Linked DNA regions of Mus musculus: region 2 is linked to region 1. Evidence: chromatin loops called from intact Hi-C (ENCODE). Cell type or tissue: gastrocnemius. All regions are shown on one strand. Each heading gives the region's core, and the rest is flanking DNA. Links, peaks and the distances in the headings are about the cores only. Region 1 has its middle 1.5 kb from the start of Gm41928. Region 2 overlaps Kdsr (3-ketodihydrosphingosine reductase).

Region 1 (2,918 bases), core at 155-2,654:
GGAATTTAGTTACTCACAGACTCTCCGTGAGCGAATTTCCTTTCTGTAAGAAGAAAGAAAAACACTCATTTGTGCCATTGTGTTATGTGCAATCACATGCCTGCAAACTGCCACATTCAAGGCCTTTTCTGAGTCCCAAGGAGCAGGGTGATCATGCTTAATGTAACCTTCTAGGTTTTAGTTTCATTCAGGCCAACAAAGAATACGGAGACATGGAATTCTATACTGCTCCAGCACTTGCATAGCTTGGGCCTCAATTAGGATGTTTGTTTACTTATCTGCTAATCTCATTATTTTTTTTTTAAATTCACTTCTCAGTGAGAGTTCAGAATCCAGCATTCAACTATTTCTGAAACATGACCAAAGTGGAAAAAGAGAAAGAGAAAGAGAAAGAGAAAGAGAACGCCATTCAGCTCAGGGACTGGATTACACAGAGGCTCAAATGCATGTCTCAAAGTACTTCTTCCCTAATAGGAAACCATTTCTACTGAGAAGGCAAATGCACAAAGGAAAAACTTTGTAGAATTTTACTAGGGATTTTATCGTGGTAAAGTAAGCCACAATCCCAGTGAGAATTCTCACTGCTATTGCTCGAAACGCATAGAGCCCGTATTTATTTTCAGCAGGGTTTGGTGTCATTTTTATTATTGCTCTGCACAAAAAGCAAAACAGAAACCACCTGAGCTTCTAAGAGATAGATCAGATATTATCTCCCCCTCCCTGCTTTCCAAAGGAAGAAACCACACAAAGTGATTTGCTCTGGGGTCAACCAGCCTGTTAGTGGCTGGGGTTAGAAGTTCTGATCTTTGGCTGTCCACTCTTCTAAATTGTCCCTGGGGCTGGGTTCCCAGGTCCTCCCTGGAGACATCTGAGAAGCACTATGTACCTGGTAACTATGCCTACAGACAGTCTTGCTCCCCAATACTCCCACTTGTACCAGGTGGAGTCCCTGTGGCTCAGACAGCCACACCCCTGAGACTTTGGAAGGAGGGTTTTGTTGTTGTTATTGTTTTTTGTTTGCTTTGGTTTGTTTTGGTTTTGGTCCCATTGTAGTTAACACCCCTTGGACAGAGTCCGAGATCCTGAGATCCTTCTTGTTCTGAAGTGTCCCCTATACCAATAAGTCCTGCCATTATTTTTTGTGTGATCTGGTTAAGCTCCTTGGGCCCTTATAAAGTCCCTGTTGGTGTCTTCCCCTGGGCAGCATGTTCTTCCTACTGAGAACAGCTCTCCTGTGTCTGTCAAAATATACGTGTAGTAGAGAGTTTGGGGGAGCACTCCTCGGCCTTGGGGTCACCTCCACACTGTGCTCATGATGGTTAGAGCAGGGCCATTGCTAGAGCCAGTCCTTCTTGCCTTCAGGCCCAGCCAGTGAGTACAGAGGCGTCTTTTGGAACGTTCCTTAGTGACAGGTACTGGAGAGAGAGCACAGCTGCCTGGGGTGGGGTAAGGTGGCAATGCAAGATCAGGAAGACAAAGCAAACAAGAAATTTCACCATGTCATTAAAGTAAGAGATGAGCTGCGCGTCACATTTCTGAGCTGGCTTGTTGTATGTATCGCTCGTACACAGAACTGGTCATGGAAATACTTCACAGAGAGCTCTGTGAGGCACTAGTAGCACCTGGAAGTACCCAGCAGCACCTGGAAGCATCCAACAGAGAATTGTCCATCAAGTAGATCAAGAAGAACCACAGATCATATTTCCCTCTTTCAGAATCACAAGGGCACATCAAAGGTCATGGGAAACTTCAGAATAAGGATCCCCCAGTATCGATCTAATGCCTGCTGCATCCCCTGACACACAGGGAAGAAGAGGGGACATGGAGATAGAGCAACCTGAACATCTCTAGAAATGCCATCTCAGGGGCACTGGGGAGCTAGGCGGTAAGAAGTAGCCCCTGCTACCTGATCCACCCCAGTTGAAGGCTTCAGAAACTGCAGGGAGCCCTCATCTCTCTAAGCTGAATTTAGCTTTCCATACAGACAAACTTTGTGGGCTGACAACAAGGGCAGTACCATGCAGGCTGCTGGCTCCTCTCATGGCAGATAAAAGGCTTAGCTTTCCTAGACTTCACATCAGGCTGATATCTGCTCTTCTCTCTCTACTCAGTACACATACACACACACACACACACACAGGGTTGGGGGTGTCATGGTGTACTATGGGGGAACATGGCATCTCCAGAGCTGCCATCTACTGGCCCATATCTGAGAGCAGCGAATTTACATTCCAAAGACCAAGGACTTTTGTCTCCAGAGCAGGACAATAATCTCAGGTGCCTTCTGTCTTTTCATGAATGATTCCCTTTGATAAATATGTCTTATTCAATAACAATAGGGTTGACAACTCAGTGAGATGTTTAAACCATTCCAGGGAGTCCCCAGAGACCTCTCAGCCACCATCACCATATTAAGTCCTTCTCTGGCCAGAGTTCTCCCAAAGCTGATACAGTATTTCTGCAAACATGGACCTGGGGTTACTCCCACCTAAAGAAGTCTTTGATCTTCTGACCCATTTTATTCCATAGGATTCCTACGGTTTGAGTGTTTGCCTATGTCCATTCCCAGGTTTATATTCTTAAGTCTTGAGGTAGGGGGATCAGGATCTGTAGCCTCTGGGTCATGGTTGGAACATAAAGATGGTGCTCTTATAATTCAGACTAATGTCCAAGGATTATTTTTACATGAATTTATTATGTATGTGTACACATGTATGCATGCCATGGGTGTGTGTGTGTGTGTGTGTATGTGTGTGTGTGTGTGTGTGTAAACAACTTGCAGGGGTTGTTTCTTTCATCCTCCTCCCACCATGTGGGTCCTAGGGATTGAACTCGAGTTGTCAGGCTTTGACAAGTGCTTTTCTCTGCTGAGCCATCTCACTGGCCCTGGGTTATTACACTTTATAAACAACCGCCAG
Region 2 (2,918 bases), core at 93-2,592, 210 kb before region 1:
GTTTCTATGTTGAATGGATCTTTCACTCATTCATCATTTGAAAACATGCATTAATCATTTGGAAAATATGGAATCTGTGAGTTATCAAAAGTCACATTCATCAGAGATCAGGGAAATATCAGGAAGCCAACTGTCTCCTACTGATGGATAAAGTTTTCATAAGTCTTAACTTTTCCCCATGCACATATATAATCTGTGGTCTTCTTCCTAGCCACAAGTTCAGTTCATTTGTCTGCCCTATCTGTGCCTCAAGCCCAAATTGGAATGTTCTAGCCTCCTGGTAAATAGTTGTTAACAGGAAAATAGTTTTGTCAGGAAGCTCAGCTCTGAGGTGTTCCCAGTTAAGCTAAATCACTCGTGGTGAATTTCTTATTTGTCACCTGAGAACAGGAGTCCTCTTCCCAGTGTCCTCCAGGAGATGGGCCACAACCAGCCAGATGTCAGATGCTGCTGGTTCCTGGGTATGATGCTATGTGTACTCTCCTGTGTATATACCTGTGAAATAGCCTAGCTGGGGATGGAGCTCATTGGTAGAGTAATAGTCTAGTATGTATGAAGCCCTGGTTCCTCCCTAGTACCATATAAACTGAGAACACATGCCTATAATCCCAGCACTTGAGGAGTAGATAAGAGAGGATTGAAATTCAGGGTCATCCTCAGTTACAAAGTGAGCTCAAGGGCAGCCTGAAATCCTGCCTCAAAAACAAACCCCAAACCTGTTTAATGAATGGATTAGGCCCCTGGTTCTATTGAGGAGCAAAGAAGTGATACATATCCCACGTGGGGCAGAGCTGGGCAGCCCAAGATGCTGGGGTATCATGCAGACAGCATGCAGTTGACCCCTTCTGAACCACTTCTTAAATACAAAGCGTCTTTTGGGCTCTTAAAGACTTTTTTAGAGTGTGTGTGTGTGTGTGTGTGTGTTTTCATTGCTGTGGTGGTGGTGGCACTGGCTGCATTAGGGCCACACTCTCAGAAACTCTCCTTTGTGCTGTGGTGCTTTTGTCCATATGCACAAAGGTCAGTGGGAAAGCAGCTAACGTCTCAGTGTTATTTGACGGTTTCATTGTCCCTAGAGACCCTGAAAGGGTCAGGAACCCACAGGGATCTGTGGACTTGTACTTTCAGAGCTGGACATACTTTACGTCTCTGTGTCCCTTTTTAGTTCTGGTATATTTTGAGTCGCTGTGCTGTCCCTTATAAAGTGAAGGGACATACTTCCCTGTTCCTCAGTGCTGAACTAATTCCTACAAACTTACTCCATACCACTCTTTTCTGCTTGCTTCTTTCCTAGCAAGGAAATTTTAACAGTTCTATTGGCTCAGATGGGTACATGCTGTCCTCCCTGACCTGTGGGATGGCCCCGGTGACTTCCATCACTGAAGGACTCCAGCAGGTAAGCCCTTTCTTAGCCAGCAACCAGGTAGACAGACAGGTAGACTAACAAAACAAGAATCACTGTTACCAACTTCTGTGAGAAAAAGATGAAGACTAGAGTGCAGTAGTTTTAAATTAAAGTTTGTTTCTCTCTCTGCCAACAGTAAGTAGGCAAGCAGGTTAAGGATATGTCCTGGGCAGAAGTGAGGAACCAGGCTGCAAGTGGAGGAGGGGCCGTCGCTGTTGTTGGGTGCTCACCCATCTTTTCAGCAAAGAATCCTTGCTCTAAAGTGTTCAAAAAGGAACACTTGGCCAGAATTGTGGGGGGCAGCATTGTCCACAACCAGTGAAGTATTAGCTTAGAAACCATTTTCTAGCTCATCAAACCTTCCAGTAGCTAAGCTGAAGGAGACTCAGAGAGCAGACCAGACACACCTTGCCTGTAAGAGCTTCATCCAGATTGCCAGCACTGTCATAAAAAGCCAGTGTGGTCTCTCCTATCTGTAACCCAAGCCCTGTGTGGCAGATCCCCAGAGTTTGTGAGCCAGCAACCCATCCAGTCTGTGAGCCTAACAAAGATAGGTGCATGAGTTCTTTCCCCCATGTTTGTCTGTACACCACATGTGTGTAGTGCCCATAAAGGGCAGAAGAAAACATTGGATTCCTGGAACTGGTGTTACAGAGAATAAGCTGCCAACTAGGTGCTAGGAATCGAATTCAAGCCCTCTGGAAGAATGACGTAAGCTCTTGACCTCTGAACCATCTCTCAGGCCTGAAAGTTTACTCCTGTTGATAAGGTTCTGTGTTCCCCAGATGGTTAGGTGTAAGAGGGTTCACTAACCCTTAAGGAGTCTACTACCATGGAGTGCTAAGACTGGTGGGCAGTGCTAATGGCAGCCATGTCATTAGAGCTGTAATGGAAGGAACCTTTAGGGACAAAGCCAAGCATCATGGCTGAGAAAGCCCTGGTCTGTGTGAGGTGCATTCAGATAACTCCTAGTTCTTTCTTGGGCCTTTTCCTAGCCTGTCTCATTCTGAAATGTCTCCCCATCATGATTTGCTTGACCTTGTTACAGGTAAGATCTTTGGGGACAGGGCCTAAGTCACTCTTACTTGTCACTGGACCCCAGCAGCCAGTACCTACATAACACAGGAGTTTTAGATTAGTGCACAGAGTCTGCACCTGTCCACCTGTCTTGCCCGTTCACACAGTGATGCCAAATCTAAAACTCAGTCTAGGCTGGGTGCTAGGCTGGATGCTTTTACCCAAGCCAGCATCGGGCTGTGATCCCCGACCACCCTGCTTCAGCTTCTTTCAGGCTCTGGTCCCACTCATCACCATGCTCTTCAGATCTCTCTCTCCCGAATTCTGCATCTCTGCTGATGATCCCAGAGTTGAGACCAACATCACAGTCCTTTACCAGATCCACATATGTTGTGAGCTAGAACATGAAAAGTGACGTTGTGGTCCATCTGATAGAAGCCACTCTCCTTACACTGACTCTCCTCTGCCACCCTCCCTAGCACTGAGATATGGGTAT

The links. Peaks named below come from ENCODE experiments on the same cell type or tissue, not always from the same donor. Only the 100,000 strongest peaks of a DNase experiment are listed, where the experiment ranks them.
Region 2: it touches region 1 in a loop (4-fold over the local background); 29 of 42 quality-filtered maps call a loop at or near these places.

What each region holds. Positions count from the first base shown.
Region 1 is chr1:106,520,701-106,523,618 of GRCm38, reverse strand. No RefSeq gene overlaps it. Among named protein-coding and RNA genes, the nearest start is that of Gm41928, 1.5 kb to the left of the region's middle. In gastrocnemius, for the core only: no CTCF peak of the experiment used is centred there; no DNase peak of the experiment used is centred there; H3K27ac peaks cover 488 bases.
Region 2 is chr1:106,726,107-106,729,024 of GRCm38, reverse strand. Kdsr (3-ketodihydrosphingosine reductase) reads left to right here. Exons shown (of 10, transcript NM_027534.2): 9 at 1,295-1,396. Among named protein-coding and RNA genes, the nearest start is that of Bcl2, 13 kb to the right of the region's middle. In gastrocnemius, for the core only: no CTCF peak of the experiment used is centred there; no DNase peak of the experiment used is centred there.